2 separate regions of the Homo sapiens genome follow, and region 1 is linked to region 2. A link is an interaction called in ENCODE POLR2A ChIA-PET data of the cell type or tissue named here. Cell type or tissue: GM12878. All regions are shown on one strand. Links, peaks and the distances in the headings refer to the core of each region. The heading gives the core; the rest is flanking DNA. Region 1 overlaps DOCK2 (dedicator of cytokinesis 2). Region 2 overlaps DOCK2 (dedicator of cytokinesis 2).

The links. Peaks named below come from ENCODE experiments on the same cell type or tissue, not always from the same donor. Only the 100,000 strongest peaks of a DNase experiment are listed, where the experiment ranks them.
Region 1: POLR2A ChIA-PET joins it to region 2 with 6 read pairs; 4 of 35 experiments call an interaction of 5 or more read pairs at or near these places.

Annotation. Positions count from the first base shown.
Region 1 is chr5:169,805,315-169,811,510 of GRCh38, reverse strand. All of the region lies in intron 26 of DOCK2 (dedicator of cytokinesis 2), which reads right to left. Among named protein-coding and RNA genes, the nearest start is that of DOCK2, 170 kb to the right of the region's middle. RefSeq lists enhancers at 2,749-3,326, 5,961-6,010, 6,141-6,190. In GM12878, for the core only: no CTCF peak of the experiment used is centred there; no DNase peak of the experiment used is centred there; H3K27ac peaks cover 601 bases.
Region 2 is chr5:169,921,456-169,927,651 of GRCh38, reverse strand. All of the region lies in intron 27 of DOCK2 (dedicator of cytokinesis 2), which reads right to left. The region is part of intron 1 of INSYN2B (inhibitory synaptic factor family member 2B); the gene reads left to right. Among named protein-coding and RNA genes, the nearest start is that of INSYN2B, 56 kb to the left of the region's middle. In GM12878, for the core only: no CTCF peak of the experiment used is centred there; a DNase peak (open chromatin) is centred at 3,441; H3K27ac peaks cover 752 bases.

The DNA.
Region 1 (6,196 bases), core at 1,363-3,862, 120 kb after region 2:
TATTTCAACCTCAGGTTTGGGGCTTAATTAGCTGCTCTCTGGCATGCACCATAGACAAAAGAATTTCAGCAAGCCTTGTCTCCCTGCCTTTTATTTCAAATATGAGGGAGCAGATAGGTTAGAAGAAAACCCTGCTGCTCTTGCAGGGTGGTATTGATTCCTGGGAATTAAACAGTAATGCAAAGAGGCAGTGGCAGCCTCCCTTCCACCCTGCAGCAGGCAAACTGCCTAGGTTTATCAGAGAACCCAGAGCTCAGAGTGGCCACAGGGGATGCACTTCAGAAGAAGGCGCCCAAGCGTAGACAGGCAGGGTGGACTGCTTTCCCACACGCAGGTCAGGGGCAGGACTCCACCAAGAATGCCCTCTAGTCTGGAGGATTCATGCTCATGCCGCAGTCCCCTCCCCTCCCATCGGGATTCTAACACAGCTAAGATGCTAATGCCCTTTGCTGTCCATATCTGATCCTCTTCAAAGGAGAGGCATGAGTGTGTGTGTGTGTGTGTGTGTGTGTGTGTGTGTGAGAGAGAGAGAGAGAGAGTCTGTGTGTGTGTGTGTAAACATACATGCACCCAAAACCACACGTGCATATTCAACGCATTAGACAAATCATTCATGGGGGGTGGGGGGCATGTGGAATGGGAGTAGAAGACGGGGATAAAGGGTAAGAAATTGTTCAATAAAATCATAGGAGTCCATTGTTTTGGACTGAGCTCCTGCACTAGGCCCAGATCAAACCAAGATGGAGTCGCTTGCGCTAAGTGCGACATACTAAAATGGGAACTTTAAGGAAGCAGGAAAATCCCCCAAAGAGACCAGTCTTTCTTAAAAACAGAAGGTTCACAGCAACCAGTTGGAAAGGGCATGGTCATTTGAGCTGGCATGATAAGGAAGTCCCCCTGCTTTAACTCTTACAAGGAAAGTAACCTGAAGTAACCTGATGTTAACCAACCCACCTTTTTGTATCATCCCATTTCCTTTTTCCTACTCAAGCTACCTTACAATAACCAACTGCTTTGCTGCGCCCAAGAGAGCTCCTTCTGTCTTTTAGATACGAATGCCTGACTCATGAATCACTAGTAAGAGTCAATTAGAACACTAAAATCAATTTGATACAATTTTGTTTTATGACAAAATGCACACGCATATACACACACAGAACAGGGGAGGATCTTGCACAGACCAATGAAGATGATGTGTTATGAACTCAGGAGTGTGATTAATTCAACCCTCTGCACCTGACATCTAAAGAAGGCAAAAAGAAGAATACCCTGCTAGCACTCAGCGCACAAGAAAAGAAGGCAAAAAGAAGAATACCCTGCTAGCACTCAGCGCACAAGACCCCAGGGAGAAATCAGGCCCTGCCATTAATTGGAGCGAGACATATTCATTCATTTATTCCTTCCTTCAGATAGCTTCAAGAGCCAGGCATTGTGCTGGGGTGGGCGGGGGGTAGAGCAGCAAGATCTCTCTCCTCATAGCACTCTGGTTTCTGCAGGCAGACAGAAAAGTCCACAGAGGGTGACAACACAGGTGCCACAATGGAGCAAGCACAAGCTGCTCCTTGGACCACAAGAGACATGGAGAAGAGGATTAGAGAAGGCTTCTCAGGAGAGTCACATTTAACCTGATTTCTGAGGGGAAGGTAGGATTTAGCTAGGCTAAGAGCAGAGGTGATGCATTCAGGCAGTGTGAACGGCACTCCGCCGCAGTGAGAAGTGAGAGGGTGCTGCACAAGTGAGGAACTGAAAGGATTTTAATGGAACCAGAGAATAGACAGTTCAAGTGGGATGGGAGAGACTGAAGCTGAAAGCGTAAACTCTGCGAAGTCAGTGTGGAAGCTCAGGTTTGAGACCTGCTCTACACCTGTGGCTCAGGGAAGCTCCCTGAGCTTCCACACTCAAAGCCTCCTGTTACACAGGAGAGAGTAACACAAAATGACTGGCGCTGGGATATCAGGGTGCACACATGGTTCTGAAAACACAGACAAGGAAGTCCCTAATTCTGCCTGGGGGCAGAGCGGAGGAGAAGGAAGTGGGAATGGAATTGAGAAAATCTCAGAAAGGAAGTGTTATCTGAGCTGAACTCCAAACGAGTTTAGGATTCTACCTGCAGAGAAAGATGAGAAATTGGAAGAGCATTCCAAGCAAGAGACACTGCACTAAGCAAAAGCAAAAGCCTCCCAACTGATGTCTAAGTTGTGAACAAAAACATCAAAACCTGGCCGGGCGCAGTGGCTCATGCCTGTAATCCCAGCACTTTGGGAGGTGGAGGTGGGCAGATCACTTAAGGTCAGGAGTTCGGGACCAGCCTGGCCAACATGGTAAAATGCCGTCTCTACTAAAAATACAAAAATTAGCTGGGAGCAGTGGCTGGCACCTGTAATCTCAGCTACTCAGCCAGCTGAGGCACAAGAATTGCTTGAGCCAGGAGGTGGAGGTTGCAGTCAGCTGAGATTGCGCCACTGCACTCCAGCCTGGGCAACAGAGTGAGACCTTATCTCAAAGAAAAAAAAAAAATCAGAACCCTTAAACCATTCATGACTGAGAGTACCTTGGTAGCCCCCCACCCAGGTTTAGCCAATAGACTCAAATACTTTTTTAAAAAAAGATGATTCTGAGAATTCCTTATGTCCACGATTCAGATGCAGCCAACACCTTTTCTTCTTGAGAATTAGGAGTCATCTTTACCCACTTTAAGACTGCTAAGCAGAGTAGCAAACAACGACTCTCCTTTTTCTTGAGGAATGAAACATAAAAACAAAAACCCTGTCTTAAGAGGGGAAAAACCAACTCTCTCTGGGTCTGGAGCAATATTAAATTTTATCAGTTACTCGGCAGCCAGCAAAGCACAGAACGAAGCAGTGTGAAACCGCCCTTCAAAGTAACTGGAGTTGACAACTAAACTTGCTCAGTGAGGGGGGAGAAAAGGAGTTAATAGAGGAAGAAGTCAGGCCTTTTATCCTTCACCTGAGCTGGTCCCTTTCATATGCTAAGAGACCAGGAGCAAGCTGGGTGAGGGAATTCAACACTATGATTAAAAAAAAATCAACAGCCAGGCTAAGGCAGACATCTCCCCCTGAGTCCTACCATGACACCCAGGGTTTCAAAGAATAAGGTTGGCTTGCTGCTCTGGGCTGTAATTACCCAAACAATGACAATCTATTGAAGACAAGCATCCTGTCCCATTCCCCAAACACACAGCGCCCCCCAAATGGAAGCTTGGCATCCTGCACTGTAATTGCTAAATTTCCACACGTGGTTCTACCCTGGGCAATGCCTCCAGTAGGTGGACATAGTCTCTATTCTTGGATGTTCCATGGAACATCAATGGGTTGTTCCATGATGCCAACTAAAAGCCAGTAAAAATGGCTATGCTCTTGTCAGCAGAGAAGGTCCAAACAACCAGGAGAAAAATCCAGAACATTTGCTCTGGGGGCCTTTTTTATTAGTTTTCATCTAAGTGTTCAATTTTGAGAAGTTGGTGCCTGTAGAAAGCAAACAGCACATTCTACAGTCTGGATTTTCAAAGTTGGATCTTTGCATATTCCATGTCCCTTCTATCCCATGAAGATGAATTCATGAGTACAAATTAATGTGTTTGAAATATTTGCCATTTTGTGGTTTATTAAATGCATATTGGAAGATGCTAGATTTTTTTTTTTTTTTTTTTTTTTTTTGAGACAGAGTCTTGCTCTGTCTCCCAGGCTGGATTGCAGTGCCATGATCTCGGCTCACTGCAAGCTCCACCTCCCAGATTCACGCCATTCTCCTGCCTCAGCCTCCAGAGTAGCTGGGACTACAGGCGCCCACCACCACGCCCAGCTAATTTTTTGTATTTTTTTAGTAGAGACGGGGTTTCACCGTATTAGCCAGGATGGTCTCGATCTCCTGACCTCGTGATCCGCCCGCCTCGGCCTCCCAAAGTGCTGGGATTACAGGCGTGAGCCACATGCACCCAGCCGGAAGATGCTAGATTTTATAGACTGGACAGGGTTCTTAAATTAAGAAGGTAAAGAACTGAGAATGAGCCCAGCTATTCCTCTATTTCCAGTGAATACTAAAGGAAAAAAAAAGACAGGTCATATTAGAGCAATGGTTTCTGAGCATGGCCTCTACATTGGTAGCATCAACAGCACCTGGGAACTTGCTAGAAAAATAAGTTACTGGACGCCAGGACCCCACCGTCCAGACTAATGATCAGAAACGTGTTTTAACAGCTCCTCCAGGTTACTGGGGGTGCCTGCTCAGGTTTGAGACCTGCTCAACACCTGTGGCTCTTCATGCTGGCTGACAGTTAGCATCACCTGGTAATCATCACCTTTTCATTGCAGTGCCCCACCCACCCCAGACCAATTCAGTCAGAATACTTGGGACAGGGGCCTAGGTATTACTGCTTTTGATGCAAGATTTTTCTTCTCAGTCGCTTTGCAAGCCGGGGACCCCCAGCCAGTGACGCCCTGCCCAGGTCTCACTCAGCCCATCCAGCTCACCAACTATGTTATAGCTTGTACCCATATTCAGCGGTTCCGGATCTCTTGTGCCGCACCCAAGAAGAATGAGGATACGTGGGGCATTGAAGGGTGAGGAGGGCGGAGAATAATTTTCTTGAGCAGTGAAAACGGCTTTCAGTGGGGGGGCGGGGGGATGGTGGGGGGTGGAGGTGGGGCACTGGTTCCCCTACCCCAAGATTGGAAAGTTGTCCCCTCCCCGTCCCTCCCCACACCTTGTGTGACTGGGTCTGGGGCCTTTTATAGACTCAGAATGGGGACTGCCGATTTGTTTGTTAGTACGCAAAAAAAGGTTAAAGGGAAGACACCACTCAAAGGTGGGCATGACAGTGTAGAAAACCAATTAGGAAAAGGTAAGTTTATGTAAAATAAGCGAAGGGTGGGGATCAATCAGAGGAAAGTGTGCCAAATGGTAGGACAAGTTCTCAATCCAGTCTGAGGATTTAACATACAGCTTGACTTTCAGGTTTTAAACTCTTCGGCTTGGAGATGGGGTTTCACCGGGGACCCACCCCATCTTCCTACCCATTTGGCTGACTCCTGCTAGTTTGACTTTTAAAAAGCTCCCCGGGTGGCTTGTAATCCCAGCACTTTGGGAGGCCAAGGCAGGAGGATCACTTGAGGCCAGGGGTTTGAGACCAGCCTGGGCAATATAGTGAAACCCCATCTCTACAAATTAATTAATTAATTAACTAATTAACCAAGTGTGGTGGCTGGTACCTATAGTTGTATCTACTCAGGAGGCAGAAGCAGAAACCTGGCTCAAAAAAAAAAAAAAAAAAACTCTCGAGGTGATATGACTATGCAGGCAATGAGGCAATGTTGAGAGCCGCTATATATTAGAACATGAGAAATTTAGGTACTTTTGGGCCTCTCATTTTCAGTTTAGCTCAAAGTAATCATGGCTACTGAATGCCTCCTATTCATTGAAGAAGCTTTTGAGAAAAGAAGAGAGATTTCCATCTTCATGAGCAGGAGAGGTGAGATGTGAAGCTCACCAAAAGCATCAAAATTTCTACCAAATTCAATGGTGATAACAGTATTTAATAACTCATCCAGCAAAGACAGTTGCTCACCCGGAGAAAGGGGTGGGTTAGTCCCCACAGTCAGAATTCATTATAAGAGCACTGCACTCAGAGGCGGTAAAGAGTGACACGCACCTCCCACACACCTCAAGTCCAGATGCCACAATCCCCCACGGGGAGCTCAGAGCCTCCCACTCACTTCTTGGCTTTGAAGCCCTAAGTATCGAGGGTGTGTAAGACAGCAAGCAGCCTCTTCTCACCAGTGTCTGATGTCAGGGAATGTGCAAAAGGGTGACAGCCTGTCAGGGTAGAGCTCTAGGGGGCCACTCCCCTGGGATGGGCAGAGCCTCAGCATCCTACTTCACAAATAACTGTGAACTGGGGCCATCTTTCCACCAAACCAGGAACTTGACAATTAGCACATTATAACTGGATCCCCCAAACTGGGGGCCACTGGCATATTCCCAAGGACCCACATTTTTTTCCCCATTTAAAGGGATCTGAGCATTACTAAAATGTAAAAAACACTGTGGATTGGCTTTTCAACAGAAAGAGGCAAATTTTTTTTTAAGACAGAGAGTCAGGGTCTGTTCTGTCACCTGGGCTGAAGTGCAGTGGCAAGATCATAGCTCATGGAAACCTTGAACTCCTGGGCTCAAGGAA
Region 2 (6,196 bases), core at 2,418-4,917:
GAGCGAGACTCCGTCTCAAAAAACAAGAATTTTTCCTATATGTTTTACCTCCTGATCACACAGGACTGTACCTTTAGAATTATCTTTGATTCTTTTCCCTCTTTAACCCTACACTCCATCAGTTACTAAGTCCTGCAAATTAATTATATGAAACATCCTTCTGTTAGGGTTCTCACTGCCTTACAGCAGTGGTTCTCAAAGTCTGGTCTCTGGCCCAGTAGCATCGGCACCACATGCAAACTTATTAGAAGGTCCCCATCTCTAGGGATGGGGTCCAGCAATCTCTATTGAATCTCCAGGTGATTCTGATTCATGATAGAGCTTGAGAACTCTGCCTTGCATTACAACTCAACCCCCTTACTGTGGCCTACAAGGCTCTAGAGGATCTGGCTGCTTCTACCTCTCCGAATTCATCTGAAGCTGCTTCCCTTCTCTCATGACTCTCCAGCCAGGGGCCTTTTTTCAAGTCCTGGAAAGGGCCGAGATCTTCCCATCTTGAACTTTTGCAAATGTTTGCTCCTCCAGCTGGAATGCTCTTCTGCTCTTTTGCTCTTCCCACTCTTCATGTAGCATATTTATGAAGAATATACCATATTGGTCTGGCACCCTGGGAAGCACTTTATATGGCTTTAATTCTTAACACAAATGTCAGAGAGATGTTATCCTTGGCCATCCCACCTAAAGTAGCCAGCCTCATTTCTGCCCCAAGCTTTAGTTCTTCCCTATTCTGCTCCTTGTTTTGTATCATAATTTACAATTATTTTTCATGTACTGGTCTTTTTTTTAGAAGACCTAGAGGGAGGGACATTGTCTAGTTCATCCTGTGTTTCCACTGCAGTGCCTGAGATGCAGTAAAAGCTCAATAAGTAACTAGTTGCTAAATGAATGCATCCAGCCAAACTTCACCTCTAGTTACAGAGTCACAAGCCTTAAAGGCATTGGTTTGTTTTTCTTTAAATAATCTTTGAGGCCCCCTCTAGTCCTATGCCATGGTAAGTGGGTGACGTATGGCATAATGCATTCTAATGCATTCTTTGCTTAAACCCTATTCTGTCCTGCCTGAGTGAGCTGATGTGCCACATCACTGCCCCCACCTTCCAGCCTCATGCGGCACCCAGATTCATCTTTCTCAGTCATCATGTTCACAAAGCTTTCTTTGAACATGGCCACCTGAGCTCACAGAAGATCAATGCAGACCATAATCCGAGGCTCATGTGATCAGGGAAAAGGGCCTATTTGTTAACAGTAATGCCAGCATGTATATGGCAGTTGAAAAAGGTAGAGGATAAGAAGTTCATTTTTCAGACATTCATCAAAAGTAAGAACAGTGCCATCCTATGCAAAGCGACAATATTTCCCAAACAGCAAGTAAGGAGCAGGGTCTGCAGGTGGCAGGTGAGAGACAATCAGGTGAGTGGCTTCCCCGTGGTCCCCAAGTCAGGCACTGGGCCTGCGTCTACCTATCCACATCCATGCCGACTATAGGAACTCCTACTCCTGGATCCCTTTGGCCTGACTGGCTTCCCAGATCTATGTTTTCCCACAGCATCCCACTTGTCTCTAAGAGAGAAATTCTCTTTTCTAAGCTCAGCTCTAAGCAATGGACTCAGAGACTAACCAGAGCTGACGACATCCTGCCATGGAATGAGGGGTGTGTTGCGAGCTCCTGGGCACACAGTTATGCTCAGAGATGATACTCACAAAGCCCCTTTAAGAATTTCCCTAGAGTCTCTGCGGGAAACACAAGACCTAAAACAGGCCCAGCTGCCAGGGAACATCTTCTCCCCAGGGAACCAGAAATTGTTAAATTCCAGAAACAGTGATAATAGCAGCAATAGATAATATGTATGAAGGACTCACCATTATTGGTCTGGCATCCTGGAAAGCACTTTACATGATCTCTTTTAATGCTCCCAACACACAACCCTATATGACAGGTGCTATTGTCACTCCGTTCTACAGATGAAGAAACTGAACTACAGAAGTCCCACAGGTCACACAACCAATCAATGGCAGAGCTGCTGGGATTACACCCCAGGACAATGCTTTTTTTTTTTTTTTTTTTTTTTTTTAAGACAGAGTCTTGCTCTGTCGCCCAGGCTGGAGTTCAGTGGCCTGATCTTAGCTCATTGCAATCTCCACCTCCTGGGTTCAAGCGATTCTTCTGCCTCAGCCTCCCAAGTAGCTGGGATTACAGGTGCACAACACCACGCTCAGTTAATTTTTGTAATTTTAGTAAAGATGGGGTTTCACCATGTTGGCCAGGCTGGTCTTTAACGCCTGACCTTGTGATCTGCCCACCTCAGCCTCTCAACAAGACGATGCTCTTACCAGGACCCATCTGTCCTAGGGTCTTACCTGCAGGGTTTCAGTCACCTGCCCTCAAGGCAGGTTTGACTTCTCCACTTTACAGATAAGGAAACTGAAGCTAAGCTAGGGCTGCCTGACTGAACTAGTCCTCAGCTCCCTACTACAGAGTCCCCTTTCCCCTCTTTACCATGTATTACACTTTTTGGCCTTCCATAAAAAGAACAGATGAATGGGGGGTTGGGGTGGATAGTGAAGAAAAAGAATAATAGAGAAAGAAAAATTAAAAAGGAAAAAGGGAAGTCTAATATTATTGATGATTTAATTACTTGAGTCAATACTCTGAAACAAAACTGAAAACTGGTTGACAAGATTGGAACATCCCCAGGAAGACTGGGAGAAGCAATTGTGCCTGGACACACACTCCCATTTTCATTTCTGGGGACTTCTAGAGGAAGTAGTTATCAGGGAAGTCACAAATTGAAAAACTGCAGCTCAATCTTTGACAATATGCCTACCTACCCATGTGCCAGGCCAAAGAGCGTCCCAGGATACTTCAGATTGATGAAAAAAGAAAAGAAAAGAAGGGTTGGAAAAGAAATGTCCTGTTAATTATTCAACTTTCAGCCCTCCTTCAAAAAAAGCCTCTCAGATCTGCTTTAATGGCAGAGGGGAATCTCCATTTTTTAAGCAGGATGGGGTTGCTAATAGGAAGTCTTAGTTTGTTCAAATGAACTTCAGCATGATTGAATAGCTCTGAAGAGATGAGATGGGTGTTCAGTGAGAGTCTAAATTGCTACCCAAGAAGCAGCCAAAAGATCATCAAGATTCTCAGATTCCTAATTCTTCTCAGGAACAAATAAATGAGAAAAGTCCTTTCTACTGGAGAAAACACAACAGGGAAATGTGATTTGCTGACAGGATGGTTGGAGGAAGTAAAATGGGCCTTTGGATACCAGGAAACTGACTAAAAAGAGGTTAGACTTTTAGGGAGCAAAGGTGACAGGGAAAGAGTATGAGGACAGAGACTTCCTATTTATTTTGAAAATATATGTTTGAAGCTTGATGTCTCTTGGCCTGACCTCATTTACTCCCAGCTCAGGGCCAGAGCTAGTGTGTGTGGCTGGTGTAACTCAACCCAGTACCAACTTGTCAGATGGCTGTGGTCCCCTGGGACTTTCCAGGCACTGTGCAGGGAGAAGCAGACTGGGAGCATGCAGGTGCCTCTGCCTCTGGATTCCAGGGGGCACAGCAGGGCAGGGAGGAAGAGGGTGGCAGGAGGAGACAAGGGGCATCAGCTAATTACCAATTACCAGGCCCTTTGCAAACACAAAGCCTCCACCTGAATGATAAACGTTATTAATCCAGCTCCATTTTGCCAACCGCAATGTTTCTACTTGCAAATTTAGAGAATTCTCCAAGGGAGCAGCAGATTGCTTATCCCACAAAACTTCCATCTTAGCTCATATACTGACTGGCTGAGGCCTGCAGGATAAAATTCTCCTTGGCAAACTATCTACAACACAAGTTGCATAACATCTATGCAAATAACAGAGAAGAGAAACTTTAAGAAACATGCCATATATGTTTTTACCTAAACACAGTTACTCACATTTTTAAGGCACTTTAAAACTTATAAAATACATGCATATTCAGTGCCTTACTTAGTCCTATTAACCTTCTTTGAAGCAATATTATCCTTCTTTTATCAGATGAGAAAACAGTGGCTCAAAGAGGGATAGAGACGTGCCCAAGGTCACAATAGAAATGTGCAAAAAGGAATGAATATGGGCCTACAGATAAATTTCTGGCTCAAAATTCCCCTGCAAAGAGTGTGTGTGTGTGTGTGTGTGTGTGTGTGCCCACGTGCATGCACACGCACGCATGTGCTGCTAACAAATAGGTTGCTAATAAGTCAGCATCAACATCTATAAAGGCTGAAATCCTATACTAGAGCCAATGTGTTTTCTGCGTATGCCCCTTCATTATTAGGAAAGTAACACATAAATATTGTAGGAAATTTAGGAAATATATGAAAGTACAAAGAAAAAAGTAAAAACCATTCATATAAGCTTACCACCCAGACATCTCATGTTTACACCAAGAAAACATCTCAATCTGAATCACCCTCCATCCAGTTTTTCTACCCAGTCCCATGCTTGTGTAAACAGAGAATTTAGAAGGAGAAGGAACCCAGCACAGAGGTGAGGAGCATAGGCCTTGGAGCCTGAGAGCCTAGGCACAATCCTGGTTCCATGAGGTGGTGGCTCTGTGTCCCCCAGGGAATTATTTAGCCTCTGATATTAGTTTCCACATCTGTGAAATACGGTAAAATTATATCTGTCTGTGGGACCGATAAGAGAAATTCACAATTCGATATTTACAAAGTGCTTAGAAGCTTGCCTGTAATGACAATAAACACTGTACTGTACAGGTGTTTGTTAAATAAAGAGGTTATCTAACTTCAACATACAAATTTCAAGCTCCCTTTCAAAGAATTCCCCTTGGAAAACCACCCAGAATGTATCAGATACTCAAACAATGTAGGTTATATCCAATCAAACAGCTTTGCCTGAGGAGCTCTGTGGAATGAGACAGCACAATTTAAGGGAGATACAAGGGGTTAGGATCTGGCTCCAGCTCAAGTATACATTAAGCTGTGTGACCATATACAAATCACTTAACCTCTCTGAGCACTATAAATCTGTTAAATGAGGTAACTCCACCAGCTTAGAAAGATAATGTAGGTGATATTCTCTAAACTGCAAATCCTCAACCATTAACGGTTATTTTTCTCATTGTTGGTATTATTCAAAGGTGATGGCCAAGATCTACTTTACTTAGATAATTAAATGTATCAAGCCCAGTCTGGATACAATACCAAGGGAGTTCAGAAAGCTCTAAACTGACCAGGTGAATCAGTTCCAGATCTTCCAGCTAACTGCTGCAGTGCATAACATGATTTACATTACATTATTTTTATGTATTAACATTATTTCTTGGTATTCCAGATGAATATTATCAGGGGTTCTGCATAAATTAGGGCTCATCTTCTCTGAGCCTTCATCTTTTCCTCCATAAGATGAGATAATTCATTCTTTGGAAGCAATAAATACCTTTAGGCAATGTGCACACTGTACTGTAATTTTTTCTGGAGAGCTTCTTCCAAAAGCTGCACCCTAGCTATGCAAATATTGATGACTGACATTACTGCAGTTTATGTTAACGTTCTCTCTCAAATGTGGAATGGCATTAAGGCTAAAAAGAAAAGGAAATGAGCAGAATAGAAAGAAGGTATTTGAGTCATGGAAAAGCTCTTAAAATAATATTTGCCCAGGACCAGGATGTACATGGGATTCTGATAGACACAGATAAAAGTAATTCTCTCCTCCAACCTCTCTGGAGCATTTTTTTAAAAGATCATCTTTCTACTGTCAAGGGGCTATCACAGTATTATTTACTATGTTCCTTCAGTAAAAGGGTAAAATATTGTATTTGTGCACTATTCAATTGAGAAACTTAAAAGTTCGATTAAGAGCTCTGGGAGAAGACTGTCACAACACTGCTTACAGCCTGTTCTTATCAGTGGGCCCTAATCCTCAAGAAAGCAATCATTTCAATGTACTCCTGGGATGCAATCCCATCTCCAAAACTGGCTTCTCCCAAGTGCTCCTCTCCACAGCTCTGTAAGGGCTCTTTGATGAGGTGAAACTGGAAAACACTGGGTTAAACAAAGTTAAACAGACATCTTTACTGGATGCAGGAATGCTTAGAGCCACAGCAAATTCCTACGAAGAGGAGGAAAGAGGCAACATTTTCCAAATATTTGACTACAAAACTGTTGATCCACGTGCTTAGTGTTCCATGGAATGTGTTTGGGAAAATTTGG